2 separate regions of the Homo sapiens genome follow, and region 2 is linked to region 1. A link is a loop called in an ENCODE intact Hi-C map of the cell type or tissue named here. Cell type or tissue: PC-3. All regions are shown on one strand. Each heading gives the region's core, and the rest is flanking DNA. Links, peaks and the distances in the headings are about the cores only. Region 1 overlaps LRP4 (LDL receptor related protein 4). Region 2 overlaps SPI1 (Spi-1 proto-oncogene).

Region 1 (9,862 bases), core at 6,346-8,845:
GCAGGTCTTACAAGCTAGTTAATATCCAGCAGGGACTCAGAGTACCTAGGATTTCAGGGTTTCTGCCTGAAGCAGATCCTCATCAGCCTCAGCCTCCTGCATCAGTGTCCAGCCCAGCTCTGGGCTCAGCACTATCTCTGAATGCCTTGTCTTCTATTACTATCAAAAGGTACAGAGTCTTAATAAAAGCAGAGCCCACAGCTTAAGCAAAACTCCACAAATAAAGTGTACATGGGAATAAAGAAAGAGGAGGGGTGAAAATGAATAAGAAACATTTCCTTGGCCAGGCGCCATGGTTCATGCCTATAATCTCAGCACTTTGGGAGGCTGAGAGTATCACTTGAGCCCAGAAGTTTGAGACCAGCCTGGGCAACATAGTAGGATCCCATCTCTACCAAAAAAAAAGGGCCAGATATGGTGGTGCACATCTGTGGTCCCAGCTACTTGAGAGGCTGAGATAGGAGGATCATTTGAATCCAGGAGGTCAAGGCTGCAGTGAGCCATGACTGGGCCACTGCACTCCAGCCTGGGCAACAAGTGAGACTCTGTTTCAAAAAAAAAAGAAAAAAACAAAAAGAGAAATGTTTCTTGACTGGATGGGTTAAATAAGTTAACAGAACTCTATAAAACCAGTAAGAACAACATAGGCCAGGTGCAGTGGCTCACACCTGTAATCCCAACACTTTGGGAGGCTGAAGCAGGACGATTGCTTTAGCTCAGAAGTTTGACACCAGCCTAGACAACATAGCAAGACCCCATCTCTACAAAAAAAAACTGTAAAAATTAGCTAGGCATTGTGGTCTGTGCCTGCAGTCCCAGCTACTTGGGAGGCTGAGGCAGGAGGATTGCTTGAGCCCAGGAGGTTGAGGCTGCAGTGAGCCGTGATTTGCACCACTGCACTCCATCCTGGGCCACAGAGCAAGACCCTGTCTCAAAACAAACAAACAACAACAACAAAAACAAGGTAGATCTATACACTCAACTGGAAAGACACACAAGATATAAGGGCAAGCAGAAAAAAAGTCACAAAAAGTATGCTATTTTTGTAAAACCAAAACCATCACCACCAACAACAAATGTTTACATACATTTAGAAGAAAACCTGGAAAAAAATATCCTGAACTGTTAACTTATTGCTGGAGAGTGAGATCACAGAGAATTTTTACTTTCTACAGATTTAAATTTTTTTAACAATGAGTTACTTTTGCAAGTAAACCAACAATAAAAAAAAGATAAGGAAAGAAAGAATTGAAAAGTTTCCTTGTCCACAGAGAATACAAAGTTGTCACCAGCTGTTGGGAACAAGCCCCCCAAAATTTGGCCATAAACTGGCCCCCAAAACTGGCCATAAGCAAAATCTCTGCAGCACTGTGACATGTTCATGATGGCCATAACGCCCACACTGGAAGGTTGTGGGTTTACCCGAATGAGGGCAAGGAACACCTGGCCTGCCCAGGGCAGGAAAACTGCTTAAAGGCATTTTTAAGCCATAAACAATAGCATGAGCTATCTGTGCCTTAGGACATGCTCCTGCTGCATTTAACTAGCCCAACCTATTTCTTTAATTCGGCCCACCCCTTCATTTCCCATAAGGGATACTTTTAGTTAATATCTATAGAAACAATGCTAATGACTGGCTTGCTGTTAATAAATATGTGGGTAAATCTCTGTTGGGGGCTCTCAGTTCTGAAGGCTGTGAGACCCCTGATTTCTTACTTCACACCTCTATAGTTCTGTGTGTGTATCTTTAATTCCTCTAGCACCACTGGGTTAGGGTCTCCCCGACAGAGCTGGTCTTGGCAACCAGCCTCTGGTTTCTACAGCTGCTCTTGCTTCCTTGGGCATATCCATAAGATCTGGTCACTCTTCCTAATCTTTAGACTCCTCTCTGGAGCTCAGATCTTGGGAGGGGTGGATGGAGCTCATTCCCAAGGGGCAGCCACTCACCCGCCCATGGGTTCCACCACGATGTCCCGAGGACGATCAAGGTTCTCCCAGATGAGTACTGTTCTCATGCTGCCATCTGTGTTGGCTACTTCAATCCGGTCTGTACCTATCAAGAAGGGATACAGAGATTAATTCTAGTCTTGTTCATTCACCCTCTTACCTTCCATGGCCAACACAAGAGCCTGGTATGCGCCAGCAGAGCACAGAGTAGGGGCTCAAAAGATATTTTGTGACAGATGCACAACGGAAATTTAGTGACTTGAACTGCAAGAAGAAATTCAAGGATGTGATCAGTTGGATTTCTTGAAAGAGCAAGACTTCCCAAACATAGGCAACCATAATTTAAGGCGATGATTCTCAAACTTTAGTGTGCGTAAGAATCAGGAGAGCTTGTTAAAACACAGATTTCTGAACCTAACACCCAAAGATTTTTTTTAAAATAAAAATATTCAGCCGGGCGTGGTGGCTCACGCCTGTAATCCCAGCACTTTGAGAGGCCGAGGCAAGTGGATCATGAGGTCAGGAGTTCAAGACCAGCCTGACCAACATGGTAAAACCCCGTCTCTACTAAAAATACAAAAATTGGCCGGGCGCAGTGGCTCACACCTGTAATCCCAGCAGTTTGGGAGGCCGAGGCGGGTGGATCACGAGATTAGGAGATCGAGACCATCCTGGCTAACATGGTGAAACCCCGTCTCTACTAAAAAATACAAAAAATTAGCCAGGCGTCGTGGCGGGCACCTGTAGTCCCAGCTACTTGGGAGGCTGAGGCAGGAGAATGGCGTGAACCTGGGAGGCGGAGCTTGCAGTGAGCCGAGATCGTGCCACAGCACTCCAGCCTGGGGGACAGAGTGAGACTCCGTCTCAAAAAAAAAAAAAAAAAAAAAAAAATTAGCTGGGTGTGGTAGTGCACGCCTGTAATCCCAGCTACTCGGGAGGCTGAGGCAGAAGAATCCTTTGAACCCAGGGAGGTGGAGGTTGCAGTGAGCTGAGATTGCGCCGCTGCACTCCAGCCTGGGCAGCAGAGCGAGACTCCATCTCAAAATTTAAAAAAGAAAAAAAAATTCTAGTCCATTTCATGCTCACTAACCCCCAAAGATTCTGATTCAGTAAGTCTTGACTTTTGTTTTTTGGAGACAGGCTCTTGCTCTGTTGCCTAGATTGGCATGCAGTGGTGTGATCATGGCTCACTGCAGCCTTGAACTCCCGGATTCAAGCAATCCTCCCACTTCAGCCTCCCAAGTAGCTGGGACTACAGGTATGTGCCATTACACCAGGCTAATTAAAAAAAAAAATTGGGGATGTGTGTATGCGTGTGGGGGTCTTGCTATATTTCCCAGGCTGATCTTGAACTCCTAAGCTCAAGAGATCTTGCCCTGGTCCCCCAAAGCGCTAGGATTATAGGTGTGAGCCACCATGCCCAGCCCTGATTCAGTAAGTCTAGGGTGGGGCCCAAGAATCTGCATGTCCAACAACTTCCCAGATGATGCTGATGCTGCCACGCAGAGGAGGCAAGGTTGTCATCAGCCTCTGTGGTCCAGCAACCACGCTCTGAGTAGCACTTGTTCAGGGTATCCCCTTGCCTCCCAAACCCACCTGGCTAATTAAAAATGCCTGATTTGGCTAGGCGCGGTGGCTCACACCTGTAATCCCAGCACTTTGGGAGGCTAAGGCGGGTGGATCACCAGGTCAGGAGATCAAGACCATCCTGGCCAACATGGTGAAACCCCGTCTCTACTAAAATACAAAAACTTAGCCGGGCATGGTGGTGCACGCCTGTAGTCCCAGCTACTTGGGAGGCTGAGGCAGGAGAAAACAGCATGAACCCGGGAGGCGGAGCTTGCAGTGAGCCGAGATCGCACCACTGCACTCCAGCCTGGCGACAGAGCAAGACTCCGCCTCAAAAAAAAAAAAAAAAAAAGGCTGATTTACCCAGAAAGCGATGGAAAGAAAACAAGGCATAGGTTCATGATCTGAAATGCCTTAAAACACTCCCCAGCATCAGCTACACAGCAGAAGCAGCTGCCACAATGTGAGCTTCTCACGTGGGAGCTTCTCACTTCGGCTCTGCAGCAGCCCTCCGGCTTCTGACCTACCAAGGACTTGAAGTGAAGACAGAAGTGGTCCAGGAGAGACACTGGGCTCCTTCTATCTGAGGCCAGGGTTTTAAACAAGAGGAATCCCAGGGAGCCAGGCAGGCCACGGCTCCCCTATGCATACCTGCATCTGTCCAGTACAGTTTGTTGGTGACCCAATCAATGGCCAGGCCAGCTGGGCTCTCCAAACTGGTATCCACTACCACCTGGGCAGGAAGCAAAGCTGTATCACCAACTGTACTTCCACTCTAGTTCTGGAGCCCAAACTCCACCAATTCTCAAGGTTGGCAAAGGTATGGGAAGCCCTTCCCTGGAGAGGGTGGATTCCACCCTTCAACCTCCCCACGCTGGGCCCTACCTCCTGTCCTGTTCCATCCCACTTGGCCCTGCTGATGGTATCAGTGCTGACATCTGTCCAGTACACGTGGTCATCCCGGGAGTCCCAGTCAAGGGCCACAGCACTGCGCACGTCAGCCAGTGGGATGACATCATCAGACAGGTCCTCTGTGTCAAAGCTGATTCGACGGATGTCCATCCTTCGGGCAAAAAGCAGGAACTTGTCAAGACCTGATCAAAGGCCGAAAGGGGTCTTCTTTTAATGCTCTAAATCCAAGAACAGTGACAGACACAGACGCTCACCTGCGTGACATCTGGTTCAATCACACTTCCTGGGATCTGGTGCCCTTTGCCCCCTATACTTTATACCTCAGGCTTCTTTTAAGCACTGCCATGCTAGCAGAATCAGACTTCTAAATCAAATGGAAACAGACTCTACTAAGGTCCCAGAAGTGCATGCTGTTTAAGCATCTGTCGGCTTCATCTCAACTTTTCTCTCTTCTTACTTTTCTCCACCTCTTCTGGTGTCCTGGCTTGCCCACTGCCAACCCCTGACCCCTACTTCCCTGATGTTCATGACTGTGTCAGGGCTCCTGCCCCTCCACTCCATCACCTGGATCCCTTCCTCTTGCTCTCCTCTTTACAACTTTAAGCCAGTAGCTTAAGCTGAGCACTTTCCTTGCCAGGCACTGTGCTTGGTGCTTTTTTGATCTCACACCAAGCCTCTCTCGTGTGTTATTCTTATTCCCATTTTCTAGACGAGCAACCCTGAGGCTAATAGAGATCAAGAAACTTGCCCAGGATCCCATGGCTACAAAGCACCAGAGCTAGGACTCAGATCTGACTCCAGAGAAAGAGCTCTGGCCACTCCTCTACGTAGTTTACTTCCAGCCAGCTCTTCCCCATCCTCTGCCTTTCCTCTGGTCAGTCTGAATACTTTCTCAGTAGACTTTTCTATCCAGAAAGGCACTTCCTGACTAATGTTGCCAAATGTCTTCTTCCTAGGGCTGGGAAATCCTTAAGGGGAAGCTGTCAGGGGACAGGGGGCTTTACTTCTTGCATCTCACTAAGACAACAGGGGAAGCGCTGGACACAAAAGAATGCAAGAGGAAAGGGCCAGGCATGGTGGCTCATGCCTGTAATCCCAGCACTTTGAGGGGCTGAGGTGGGGTCATTGCTTGGGCTCAGGAGTTTGAGACCAGCCTGAGCAACATAGTGGAACCCCGTCTCTACTAAAAATACAAAATTCACTGGGCACAGTGGCTCACGCCTGTAATCCCAGCACTTTGGGAGGCTGAGGTGGATAGATCACGAGATCAGGAGTTTGAGACCAGCCTGGCCAACATAGTGAAACCTCATCTCTACTAAAAATACAAAAATTAGCCAGGCATGGTGGCAGGTGCCTGTAATCTCAGCTACTTGGGAGCCCAAAGCAGAAGAATCGCTTGAACCAGGGAGGTGGAGGTTACAATGAGCCGAGATCATGCCGCCACACTCCAGCCTGGGTGACAGAGTGAGACTCTGTCTCAAAAACAAAACAAACAAACAAAAAACTCCACAAAATTCGCCAGGTGTGACAGTGTATGCCTGTAGTCCCAGCTACTTAGGGGGCTGGGGCGGGAGGCTTGCTTAAGCCCAGGAAGTCGAAGCTGCAGTGAGCACTGTTTACACCACTGCACTCCAGCCTAGGTGACAGAGCAAGACCCTGTCTCAAAAAAAAAAAAAAAAAAAAAAAAAAAGGCCGGGGGCGGTGGCTTATGCCTGTAATCCCAACACTTTGGAAGGCAGAGGCGGGCAGGTCATGAGGTCAGGAGTTCAAGACCAGCCTGACCAACATGGTGAAACCTCATCTCTACTAAAAATACAAAAATTAGCTGGGTGTGGTAGTGCACACTTATAATCCCCGCTACTCAGGAGGCTGAGGCAGGAGAAGCACTTGAACCCGGGAGGCGGACAAAAAAAAAAAAAATGCCAGGCACAGTGGCTCATGCCTGTAATGCCAGCACTTTGGGAGGCTGAGGTGGGTGGATCACCTGAGGTCAGGAGTTCGAGACCAGCCAGACCAACATGGAGAAACCCCGTCCCTACTAAAAATACAAAATTAGCCAGGTGTGGTGGCGCATGCTTGTAATCCCAGCTATTCAGGAAGCTAAGGCAGGAGAATAGCTTGAACCTGGGAAGTGGAGGTTGTGGTGAGCCGAGACTGTGCCATTGTACTCCAGCCTGGACAAGAGCAAAACTGTCTCAAAAAAAAAAAAAAAAAAAAAAAAAGAATGCAAGGGGAAAACTCAGAGAATGAAATTAGGTTCTTAGTTAATATGTGTATGAATGAAACTTTTGAATGTTTTCCCTAACCACACTCTCTAGAAAGGACCCAGGTCCCAGGAGAATTTTATTTTACCCAGATTTCAGAGGGTCAGTGGGGTACACAGCAGTAAACAAGAACAGCTGCTGATGTGTGAGGAATCACCCCAGGTGCCCTGCTGGTCGTGCCATATGCCCGGACCGCTCCTCTCTGGACTATTCTTAGAAAAAGTCATCGTGTGCTGGGCTCTCCAGGGTTACCCTCTCAAAACAATAACTCCTAAGGAGCCCAAAGGAAGCCAAAGTAGCAGTTCAGGGACAGACCAGGGAAGATCCCATGATCTTCCACTTGTTTAACACATATTTATCCAGGACCCGCTTACACAGAACATCATCAGAGATTCTAATTTTGGCTTCCTGGTTTAAGGGCCGAAAGAAAGTCTTCAACAGGGTGACGCTAAAGGTAAAAAGGTAGGAAATCATTCCCCTGTTTTCTAGAAGAGCATAAAACCCTCTTGCTGCCTATAGAGAAGGCAATCCTGCCTGGTAAAATGATACATGAGCCTCACTGCAGGTGTTCACACTCGACCGGGCGGTATTGCTGAGCCTTCAGCCACTAGTGCTGGGTCCTCAGTCCTCAGCTTTGATAGAAGATCCCTCAGCCTCTTAAGTTCTTCCTCTCCAGGGCTCCCTGAGGAATGTGGTTTTTCCCATGACAGGCAATCCCTCCACGTCCTATCCCTTGTTCCTTCTCCCCATCCTCACAACAGCCTCCATGGAGGCTGGTGTTGCAGACCCACTTACTCTGGGCACAGGCGTGGCTGCTGATCTTGCGGAAGCCAGTGGGGCAGGCACAGGTGTAGTTCTGGCCACTGGGCAGACACAGGTGCGTGCAGCCTCCGTTGTTGTCCCCACAGCGGTTTTTCCCTGCTCAAAGAGCCCAGGGCAAGAGGATCAGCGAAGGTCTGCAAAAGTGACCCCAAGACTAGGGAATAGGGGTTTAGGTAGGGTGATAGTTCCCTGAAGGGAGAAACTATGTCTTATATTTTTGACATCTGCCCCTGCTGCTAGCACAGTGAGTACCCGGCACAGAGGAGATGCCCTGTAAATGTCTGCCTGAATTAGATGGGAACGGTGAAGTCTAATGAATCTTTTCGTGAATCTTGTTGTACTGCCCCGAATGTCCAGCAGAGGGAGGAATTAGCCCATGTCAGTGCCCTGCTGGATTTCCCCATCAGAAGAAATGGCAACTCTAAGGGGAAGGAAGGTTCTCAGAGGCACCAGAGGCCACCTCAACCATGAGGCTACTTTGGCTCACCCGGTGGGCAGTTTTTTACCTGCAGGTTGGCGCTGGGGGTGCAAGGTGTGGATGTCCATAGGGAAGTGGAGTTTGTTGCGAATGATTTCCTGGTTCTTCCCCGTAAATTTGTTAGCGCTATTGATGCTCTTGGTGTGCCAGTCTGTCCAGTACAGGCTGTCTTCAAACACTGTGATGGCGAAGGGATGCGGGAGGCCTGGGGAAAGTCCAGGAAGACCTCAGTCTGGACGTGGTCTGCCATGTCCCCTGGGCCCAGGCCTGGCAACTACACAAAACCTCTACCAAGGCTCCTGGGGGGCAGGGACGGGGGCAGGAGGACAAGAGATGAAGGAGACTGAAGGAAGGGGCTCACCCTGGCTAATGACAGCCTTACGGTGACTCCCATCCAGATTGGCCCTCTCGATGACATGGTGCTTAGCATCCACCCAGTACATACGGCGCCCGGCATAGTCGATGGTGAGGCCATTGGGCCAGAAGAGATGGGTATCGGCAATGATGCGGCGTCCAGAGCCATCCATGCTGGAGGCCTCAATACGGGGGGTGTTGCCCCAGTCTGTCCAGTAAATGGTACTAGGAAGAGAAAAGTAAATTGGGAAGTGGGCAGCAGAAAACAGGTAGGTAACCAGGAGAATAATCAGGTAGGGCGCTTTTATCCATTTAACTCAGGGGACTCCAATGTTTGGTCCACAGAATGAATTTTTTTTTTAGACGGGGTCTCATTTTGTCACCCAGGCTGGAGGGCAGGTGAGATTACAGCTCACTGCGGCCTCAATCTCCTGGGCTCAGAAGGCCTCCCACTTCAGCCTTCTGAGCAGCTAGTATCGCTACACCTAACTAATTTTTTTTTGTAGTAGAGATGAGGTCTTGCTATGTTACCCAAGCTGGTCTCAAACTCCTGAGCTCAAGCAATCCTCCTGCTTTGTCCTTTCAAAGTACTGGGATTATAGGCATGAGTCACCATGCCCAGCCTCAGAATGCTTTTTAAGTGTCTGAGTTTAAATGTCTTTAGACAGGGCATTTATTCATTTAATAATTTTTTTTTTCATACTGGCAACAGGCAGGACATACTATCTTAGGCACTGGAAATCTAGCAGTGAACAAAACAGACAAAAGTCTCACAGAATTGACAATATAATGTAATATTAGGACAGGCACTTTCTTCTTTGTCACAATCTCTTCCACTGCCTTTTGTATTTTATTTTCTTTTATTTTTGAGACTCGCTCTGTTGCCCAGGCTGGAATGCAGTGGCACGATTTCAGCTCACTGCAACCTCCACCTCCTGGACCCAAGTGATTCTCCTGCCTCAGCCTCCCAAGTAGCTGGAATTACAGGCACCCGCCACCATGCCCAGCTAATTTTTGTATTTTTAGTAGAGATGGGGTTTCACCATGTTGGCCAGGCTGGTCTCAAACTCCTGACCCCAAGTGATCCACCTGCCTCGGCCTCCCAAAGTGCTGGGGTTACAAGCTTGAGTCACCATGCCCGGCTCCTTTTGTATTTTATACACACACACACACACACACACACACACACACACACAGACACACACACATACACACACACAGTTTCTAAAACAGTTGATACATACTGTAGGACCTTATAAGATACTCCCTCCATTGATTGCATAGAATTTTTAAAAGCCAGAGGTGAGAACTTCATTTCAGGAGTTTTTCTTTAATTCAGATTTCTGAATTTTAAATTTAATTTTTTTTGAGACAGAGTCTCACTCTGTCATCCAGGAGTGCAGTGCCATAATCATGGCTCACTGCAGCCTCGAACTCCAGGGCTCAGGTGATCCTCCTACCTCAGCCTCCTGTGTAGTTGGGACTACAGGCATGCATCAATAAGTCCAGCTAATTT
Region 2 (9,862 bases), core at 3,560-6,059, 470 kb after region 1:
GCCATGGCTGTCCTCCCGCTGCCTGGGCCCCTCAGAGGCAGCTCATGCTGAGCTGGAGAGCCAGCCTGCCTCTCACATTCTCCTCCCCGTCCCAGGCCATCAGTTCCCATGTCCTCTGCATCTGCCCTGAACAGCTCCAGGTCCATCCCTGCTCTGCCCCAGCCTTAGAGCAGCCCCTCAGACTGGGCTGCACTCCCCTCATCCACAGCTCCTGGGGCTTCCCGGCCGTCTGTGCAGGGTCATCTCCCCAGGGAGGTCTGCAGGGGGAGAGTGGGGTTGTGTCTTGTTCATCTCTCCCACCTACCCCATGGCTGGAACAAGCCAGGATGGCACATGGGGGTACTCAGAGAGGTCATGTGCAGAAAAGGGGGAAAGGGCGTTCCTGGCGGGGGGCACAGCCACAGCAAAGGCAAGAAAGTGTGAAAGCACCTCCTGTTCCCTGGATGGATGGAGAGTCGCTGGGCTGCCCCTCCCCCAGCAGCCCAAACCTCAGGGAAGGCTGATCAGGATCTTACCTGCCTCTATGACCTTGAGGTCGAACTTGACCTTGGAGGAGCCAGCAATGACTGCGTAAGATCCCTGGTCGGCAGGGCCCACTTCCCGCACTGTCAGCGTATGCCGTGTGCCCTCTGTGGCCAGGCCGTACTTGTTGCTGGCGCTGATGTCACTGCCTCCGCGCTGCCAGCGCACCTTCACTCCTGCCCGCTCTGTCTCGGCCTCGAACACGGCAGGGCTGCCTGCGGCCACTTCCACTGACCGTGGCTTCTTGCTAAAAGCTGAGACTGAAGGGCCAGGTGGAGGCTACAGCGGCCCCTGGTTGGAGCGTGCACCCCGCCCCTGCAGCCCCTCTCAGTAAATACTGTGCTAGCACTTTCTATGCATCCCCTCACGTAATACTCTACCAGTTCTCTGAGGTAGTTGCAGTTATTCTGTTCATTTCTCAGAGGAGGACACTGAGGCTCAGAGAAGCTAAGCGGCTCCTCCAAGATCACACAGCTAGCAGTCGGGAGAGCCAGGGCTGTGGTCCTGACCTCCCAACAAGACTTTTTCTGCATGTGTCCACTTTCCCTGCTTGGAGACACCCGTGATGAACCCAGCTCCCTTTCCCCCAACCATTTCGGGCCCTTGGCAGGGGGCGGGGAAGTCTGCCTACTTGGAATGTGGCCAAATTTGTCCTCCAAGGACCTCAGGCTGGGTATCAGCAACTGAGATAAAGCTGGCCTGGGAGGGCGCTGGGGGATGGGGACCTGGATCTCTGCCCTGGACAACCTTCATAAGGGCACAGCCCAGGCCCAGGTCCCTGGGCTGTGATTTTCCCTGCCCTTGGCCTGGGTTCAGGGGCTCCTGACTGTCCTCTCTCAGAGAAGAGGGGCTGTGTCACCCTCAACATGGGGGCCACACCGTACAGGCTCATGAAGCAGATAATGTCACAGCCAGGAGGAACCAACCCAATGCCACCACCACCCCCGGCACCCCAGGTTGGGAGACTGAGACCCATAGTGGGTAGAGACTGGTCTGAAGGCATGCCGTGAGCCTGGCTCAGCTCCATACTAAACGTGGGCTCTGTCCGCGGGGAACCTTGCTGTGGAAGGTGAAGGCAATGGGACAGGGAAGGGGTCCCTTTGCATTCTCAGAATGGGTTGACCCCGGGTGCTTCCTGTCTTGGCTGTGTCCCCTCTCTGCGTCCCTGACCTTGGGTTTACCTTCACCTCTCATCAGAGGGATGGGAAAAAGAAACCGAGAATCAAAAAAGGACCCTGGAGGACTGGCTGCCCCTGTCCTGGGGCTCAGAGGCCACGTCCTCGTCAACCCCCTCAAGAACTCCCTCCTAGCCCTGCTCCCCAATTGTAGACACCCCCCTGCTCCCACACTTAGACCCAACCCCAGTCCTAAAGCTACCTGGCTTCTTCCCCGGCTCAGGCATCCTGAGAGACGTCACACCAGGCACGAAGCAGGCACAGGTCACCCAAAGAGGGACTGAGTGGGGTCCTGTCCTTCCCACTATATATGGGGACCTCCCCCCTCCCCAGGCTCTGCTTATCTGCCTCCTGTCCAGCCACCTGCTAAATATAGATGAATTCCAGAGAGCTGAGGTCTCTCCAGGGAGAAGGTAGGGCCACATTGTCCCTGGCTGGCTCCTGTCCCTTCCCCCCTCACCCCCCGCAGCACAATTCTGCCTCCCCAACCTTTGGCAAGCCTCAGGGGTACTCCAAGCCCCGTGTGTGTCCCTCTTACAGCAAATTGTACGGTGGGAGCATGCTGGGCCCATAACCCTAAGGCTAACGGGTCAGGAGCATCCTCGCAGGCAGTTCAGGCAGTGGTCATGTCCACAGACCCTGGGGCCAGGGTGTCTCTGAGTCCTAGCACTGCCATCTCTTTAATCTCAAAGCACCTGGTTTCCTCATCTGTAAAGCGGGGTGGGTGAAAGCAGCACCCACTGCACAGGATTGTCACACGTATGAAGTGGGTTTATAATTTTAAAAATGTTAGGCCGGGTGTGGTGGCTCATCTGTAATCCCAGCACTTTGGGAGGCCGAGGCAGGCAGATTATTTGAGGCCAGGAGTTTGAGACCAGCCTGGGCAACATGGCAAAACCCCATCTCTACTAAAAAAATAAAAAATAAAATAAATACACACACACACACAAATTAGCCAGGTGTGGTGGTGTGGACCTGTAGTATCAGCTACCCAGGAGGCTGAGGTGGGAGGATCGCTTGAGTCCAAGGAGTTCCGGGCTGCAGTGAGCCAAAATCGCACCACTGCACTGCAGCCTGGGTGACAGAGTGATAATAATAATAAAAATATTATTTATTATTATTTTTTATTATTAATATCTCAAAGAATAATAATAAAAAAATAAAAATGGGCTGGGCGAAGTGGCTCACACCTGTAATCCCAGCACTTTGGGAGGCTGAGGCGGGCAGATCACTTGAGCTCAGGAGTTCGAGACCAGCCTGGGCAACATGATGAAACCCCATCTGTACAAAAAATACAAAAATCAGTCAGGCATGTGACGCACACCTGTAGTCCCAGATGCTCGGGAGGCTGAGGCAGGAGAATCACTTGAGCCCGGGGGGTCAGGGCTGCAGTGAGCCATGTTCGTGCCACTGCACTCCAGCCTGGGCAACAAAGTAAGACCCTGTCTCAAAAAAAAAAAAATAAAAATAGAAGAATGAAGACACAACACCATTTTGCCTTCTCTTGTGGCCCTGCAGTAGGACTAGGGAGCTGCAGGGTTGGGCTGCAGTGAGCCCTCTGGGGTTGAGGAGGTGTGGGGCGGGTATTTGTCCCTACGATAATGGCCCCAGAATCTGGGTTCCCTAAGGTCTTTGACAGCGTTGGGAAGTCCCTCACTCCCAGGCTGTCTACTGCCACTACTTGCTACCGTCTGGAGGAAAACACAGGACTTACAGGCTTCTCCGCTCAGCTTGGTCTGTTTCTCCCCTGCTGTGGCTAGGAGCTAGAAAGCAAATAGAACCTGGGGGTCCCACCAGGGATTCACTTGGGTCTAAAGTCCTGCTGGGCGTGCAGCTCGTGAGAACCCTTTGCGGCCCACAGGAGCTTTGGGGCTTAATTCCTGTCCTCGGAATGCTGAAGAGTATCCTCTTCCAGATAAGCAAGGCCTCCCACTCCATGTTGACGTGTCGGGACAGACCTGGAGTGTGATCCAACTTGGCCACTCAACGGCTGTGACCTTGGGGAAATAATTTGACCTCTACAAGCCTCAGTTTCCCATTCTATAAAATGGAGTGATATTAGACTCCACATCTCAAGGTTGGCAGATACTAATTGACCAGAATATCAAATGTTGTTGCTGGTCATGGTCATCATCATCATCATCATCATCATCATGAGTTCAAACCTCATCAAGGCTTAAAAACAACAACTATCAGGAGTAGAGAGCTTTTAAATAGGATCTGCTCTCCTAATCACAATTGAGGACTTGTTCTTTCCACCAAACTCTAACTCCTGTTCAGGCGCTCTGTGTCATTGGTCCTCATGTTCCCAGGGTCCAGCATTGGGTACAGTCCTCGGTAAACACCCGATGGACAAATGACAAAAAGAGACGTCGCAGCACACAGGGGCCAAAAGAGATACACAACAAATTTTAAAAGAGACTCTGTGCTGCAAGAGGATGGATTGAGAATAACTTTACTTGTTTTTTGGGAGGAGGTTAATGGGTGGGAGGGGTGAGAGGGGAGATCTGATTTACATACGGACTTGAGACTCCCAAGGCAGTACCCCGGGTCGTCCTCTGCAAGGTTGCCCCGGTGGGGTCTGACGCCCAGCTGGCGTCCGGGAGCCGGGGTGGAGTCCTGGAGGGAGGCGAAGCGGGATGTGGAGGGGGCCTGGAGTGGGGGGAGGGGGCGGGTGAGGCGAGGCCCGGCCCGCCACAGTCCTGCCTCTGGGCCCCGGGAGCGTCCTCCCTGTGTCCGGGCCGGGCGAGGGCTTAATGCTATGGCCAGCGGGGAGGCCTGGCGGGGCCCGGCGGGGGCTGCGGGCTCAGTGGGGCGGGTGGCGCCGCTCGGCCAGGCCCCCGCGGCCCAGCACTTCGCCGCTGAACTGGTAGGTGAGCTTCTTCTTCACCTTCTTGACCTCGCCCGTCTTGCCGTAGTTGCGCAGCGCGCGCGCCATCTTCTGGTAGGTCATCTTCTTGCGGTTGCCCTTCTGGATGCCCCAGCGGTGCGCCAGCGCCTCCTTGTGCTTGGACGAGAACTGGAAGGTGCCCTTGTCCTTGTCCACCCACCAGATGCTGTCCTTCATGTCGCCGCTGCGGAGCAGGTCCAACAGGAACTGGTACAGGCGGATCTTCTTCTTGCTGCCTGCGGGGGGGAGGGCCCGGTGGGAGGGGGCCCGGGGCCCACATGGGAGCCGCCCCCACCGCCTTGCGTACGCACAGGGGCCCGGGGACGGGGTGGCCGGGAAGGGCAGGGGAACGGCTGCCCCAGCCCGCGCCGGGCGTGCATACACAACGCACCCACACTCACACACACACACATGCTTGCGCACACACAGGCGTTCACACACACCCACTCACACCCACGCACTCACCCCCCCCACGCGCACACACTCGCACCCACACAGTGCACCAAGTACACACACATGCTCACATCCACATAACGCACCCACACCTCCTTACACATGCTCACACATCACGCCCACACCCACTCACACACGTGCTCACACAACGCACCTTCTCACACCCACTCACACTCATGCTTAAACACAATGCAACCACTCACTCATGCTCACACCCACACACGCTCACACGTACAATGTATCTGATCACACACATGCTGTCACACACATGCACACACAATGCACGTGCTCACAGACTCACACCCACATGCTCACACACATGCTTGTGCAATGCACCCAAACGCCAGATTGCACCCACACCCACCCACTTGCACATTCACACCCACATCTGCCCTCACACACTGTCACTTTCTCACACACCCACACAATGCACCAGCTCACACTCACACACATGCTCACACACTCATTCACTAACATGCCCCCACACACTGGCACCCACACGACACACCCACTCACATGCTTGCACCCACCCACATGTTCAAACCCACACTGCATCTGCTTACACATTCACAACCCACTCACACACACCTGGTCACACCCACTCATGCTCACACCTCATTCACACCCACTCACATGCACACTCACACCCACCCAATGCACCCACTCACACACATGCACACACACTCAGACCCACTTACTGCCCCCACACACGGTCACACCCAATGCACCTTCTCACACTCATATGCCCACTCACACCTGCTCACACACACCTCACACCAGGTTCACACACTCATGTTCACACACCTGCTCATACACCTCACACCAGGTCTCATAATCACACCTGCTTATACTTGCTTACACATGCTTGCACAAACACACCTGCTTACACATCTTACACTGCTCACCCTCACACCTTACATTGCTCACCCTTGCACACACATGCCCCTGCTCACACACACATGCTTACACCACACCATTCACTCACACATATCCACTCACATATGATCGCACCTACCCACACCTCACACACACTTGCACGCACACACCTGCTTACACACATCTCACGTTACTCAGCCCCACACGCACACACCTGCTCACACACATCTCACATTACTCAGCTACACACACACGCCCCTGCTCACACACTTGTGCTCACACACCTCACACCATTCACTCACGCACACACCCACTCACACATGCTCACGTCTGCTCACACACATGCTCACCTATCCATACACACACTTCCTCACACACCTCACACCAAGTCTCACACACACTTATGCTTACAAACTCATGCTCACACACATGCTAACACTTCACACATGCTAACACCTCACACATTCACACCCACTCACATGCTCACACCTCACACATGCTCACACCTCATACCTCACACACATGCTCACATCTCACACCCACTCACACACACCTGCCCACACATATCTGCACACACACATGCTCACACATATGCTCACACATCACACATACCTGCTCACATACATGCTCACACCTCACAGCTGCTCACTTATCACTCACACGCTCACACCAGCTCTTTCACACCTCATTGACACCTGCTCACTCATATTTCACACCACTTACACTTGCACCTCACACCTGCTCACGCATGCACATACATTCTGCTCATGCATATCCACTTGCATGCTTACACGCCTGTTCACACACAACCACTCAGACACCTACTTGCACACTCAAATGCTCACACACATTCTGCTCTCACATCCACTCACAGCAGCTCACACTCATGCATGCTCACACACACCTGCTCTCACACTCACACATCACACCCATTCTCTTGTTTTTGAGATGGAGTTGCTCTTGTTGCCCAGGCTGGAGTGCAATGGCACGATCTCGGCTCACTGCAACCTCCACCTCCCGGGTTCAAGCAATTCTCCTGTCTCAGCCTTCCAAGTAGCTGGGATTACAGGCGTTCACCACCACGCCTGACTAATTTTTGTATTTTTAGTGGAGACGGGGTTTCGCCATGTTGGCCAGGCTGGTCTCGAACACCTGACCTCAGGTGATCCGCCTGCCTCAGCCTCCCAAAGTGCTGGGATACAGGCGTGAGCCACCACGCCCGGCCCACTCACACCCATTCATGCTCACACACTCATTCACACACCTGCTTTCACACATACACATACCTGTTCACACACATGCACACCTGCTCACACACGCAGGTGCTTAAGCACGTCCTCACCCCCCACACACACCTGCTCACACATGGGAACACACACATGCTTACACATGTTAAAACACATATCCACTCACATACATGCACAGACCTGCTCACATATACACATACATGCTCACACACCCCAGCTCACACCTTCCTGCTCACACACACCTGCTTACATACACCCTCAAACATGTTCACACCCACTCACACATCCACTGACACACACCTATGCCCATTCACACACACTTATATCACACACATCCCTGCTTACATACACATTCACACATATACACTTGCTCACACACCTGCTGTCACACCCCCACTCACACATATCACTCACACATGCCTGCTTACAGCCACTCACATATACCATGCTCACATCCCTGCTCACACAGGCACACCCACACACTGCTGACACCCACTGACATCATACGTGCACAGCTGCTCACACGCACTGAAATACATTCATGTGTTGACAGACACACAAACATGGCCACACCCACTCTCAGCCACACCAGCTCTCACATTCACCTTCTCACACACCCACTCACACAGCCACTCGCACACATGCACCTGCCCGTACCTGTGCACACGCACCCTCTGCACACTTGCTCACACACACCCAGATGTACACACACTCATGGCACAGAGAGACACACACACCTGGCACACTTCATGGAGATGCCCGTATGCACTACACAGCAGATACACACACACAGAGACAGCCACAGACAGCCCCACAAAACACACACACTGGCAAACATGCACACACACACACACGCGACTCGGTGGCGTGGCTGCTGGGTCAGTTGGCCTGGCTGGGTGGGGGCAGGGCACAGACACGGCCAGGGTCGGGGCCAGGGTGGAGGGCCAGGTGCCCCACCTGTCTCCCCAGGCAGGAGCCCAGGCCCGGGCTCCAGGCCATCCGCCTCGCCGTCAGACACCTCCAGTGGGGGGCTCTGCCGCTCGCCCTCCTCCTCATCTGAGCTGGGCTGGGCTGGGGACAGGGATGGGTACTGGAGGCACATCCGGGGCAGGTAGGAGACCTGGACGGTGGGGGAAGGAGATCAGAGTCAGGAAGGGCCAGCTTACAGCTCAGGGGGGCTGGGAGGGAGGTCAGCTGGGGAGAGAAGGAGTGCAGAGGGCAGGGGACAATGGCAGGCACAGGAGACTGGAGGAAGAAGACCAGGGAAAAGGGGGGCCAGTTGAGGTGCTGCACATAGGGTGCAGGCTGTGGGGCGAGGGGTGCTGACATCCAGCCCACCCAGCCCTCCCAGCTGGGCCTCCTGGTTTAGGACTGTGGGCACCGGGGAAGTGGTGCCTTGTTCTCCTCCCTGCAGCGGTGCTGTGTGGACCCGCATTAGGCTGGGGTCAGAAGAGGGCATGCTAGGGACCGGTGCGTTGGGTCTGGAAGGGGGTTTCATAGGTGGGATGATGAGTGAGTGGAGGGACCCTGGAGGTCAGTAGGGGTGGTAGAGGTCAGCAGAGGTCACTGATCCGGGTTAGGGTCAGTAGGGAGGGTCACTGGGGAGAGGCAGGGTCAGTAGAGGTGTTCAGTGACTTGGTGTGGGATCCATGAGGGCTAGTGAATGGGGGTGGCAGACAGTGAGGCCCAGGAGGGCCCACAACAAGGCGTTGGGATGGGGAGGCTTGGTGAGGGTGCGAGAATTATCTGGGGTCTGTCCATACTCGGGGTGAGATGAGATAAGGGGTGTGGGGTCATGAGGTCACTTGGGGGGTCAGGCGGCAGCCGTTGGAGCTCCAGCCGCCGTTGGCACTGTGGGGCAGGAAGCTGAGTTGGGTAAGAGCCTGTGTCAGCTTCCTGTGAAGCTCCCGGGCCCCACCACAGGCCTGGCAGTCTCCTGGGGGACGGGGCAGGCGGTGGCATGCACCTGGTGGCCAAGACTGGGATGGGGTGGCACCATGGGGGTATCGAGGACGTGCATCTGCTCCAGCTCCATGTGGCGGTAGAGCTGCTGCAGCTGCGGGGGCTGCACGCTCTGGAGCTCCGTGAAGTTGTTCTCGGCGAAGCTCTCGAACTCGCTGTGCACGTGGTGGGGGTGGAAGTCCCAGTAATGGTCTGTGGGGGACAGCCAGGCAGTATGGGGTGAGCTCAGGGTTGGGCAGGGCAGGAAAAGGTTATAGTAACATTAAATAATACTGCCAGGCCATATGGGGCCTAACCATCTCGTTTAACCCTCGCCACCTGCATGGTTACTCTAGGCCTGCATTTTATAGATGAGGACACTGAGGCTTCGAGCGGCTACATAGCATGCCCAAGGTCAAAAGCATCCGGGTCACAGCCAGGACTCAGGGCTGAAGCAAAGCTCGTGTTCTCAGCAATTCCATCCTGATTCCTGTGCAGTCACACAGACCGAGCGTCTAATCCTGGCTCTGCCATTTACTTGCTGTGTGACCTCAGGCACATATGTGGCCTCTCTAACCTCAGTTGAGTTGCCTGTAAAATGGGGATCACAGTTATTGGGAAGATACGAATGAGTACACATTTGTAAAACACCTCGCACCAGAGCCGGCCCTCAGGGAAAGTTGATTCCCCTCCTATCCTGTTAAAACCTCCCAGCCAGGGCCGCGCGCGGTGGCTCACGCCTGTAAACCCAGCATTTT

Evidence for each region. A loop is a pair of places that touch in the nucleus more often than their neighbours do. Peaks named below come from ENCODE experiments on the same cell type or tissue, not always from the same donor. Only the 100,000 strongest peaks of a DNase experiment are listed, where the experiment ranks them.
Region 2: a loop joins it to region 1, with 19 times the contacts of the local background. A loop is called at or near these places in 46 of 110 quality-filtered maps.

The regions. Positions count from the first base shown.
Region 1 is chr11:46,881,924-46,891,785 of GRCh38, forward strand. It overlaps LRP4 (LDL receptor related protein 4), which reads right to left. Exons shown (of 38, transcript NM_002334.4): 14 at 8,354-8,571; 15 at 8,021-8,197; 16 at 7,488-7,610; 17 at 4,402-4,610; 18 at 4,168-4,249; 19 at 1,948-2,053. Among named protein-coding and RNA genes, the nearest start is that of LRP4, 32 kb to the right of the region's middle. In PC-3, for the core only: a CTCF peak has its summit at 7,867 (motif pointing right); a DNase peak (open chromatin) is centred at 7,888.
Region 2 is chr11:47,350,724-47,360,585 of GRCh38, forward strand. It overlaps SPI1 (Spi-1 proto-oncogene), which reads right to left. Exons shown (of 5, transcript NM_003120.3): 3 at 9,130-9,317; 4 at 8,121-8,283; 5 at 4,137-4,823. The coding sequence ends at 4,504. MYBPC3 (myosin binding protein C3) reads right to left here and starts at 1,979. Exons shown (of 35, transcript NM_000256.3): 1 at 1,900-1,979; 2 at 516-782. The coding sequence starts at 1,924. RefSeq lists enhancers at 1-622, 623-1,603. In PC-3, for the core only: a CTCF peak has its summit at 4,687 (motif pointing left); a DNase peak (open chromatin) is centred at 4,688; H3K4me3 peaks cover 1,089 bases.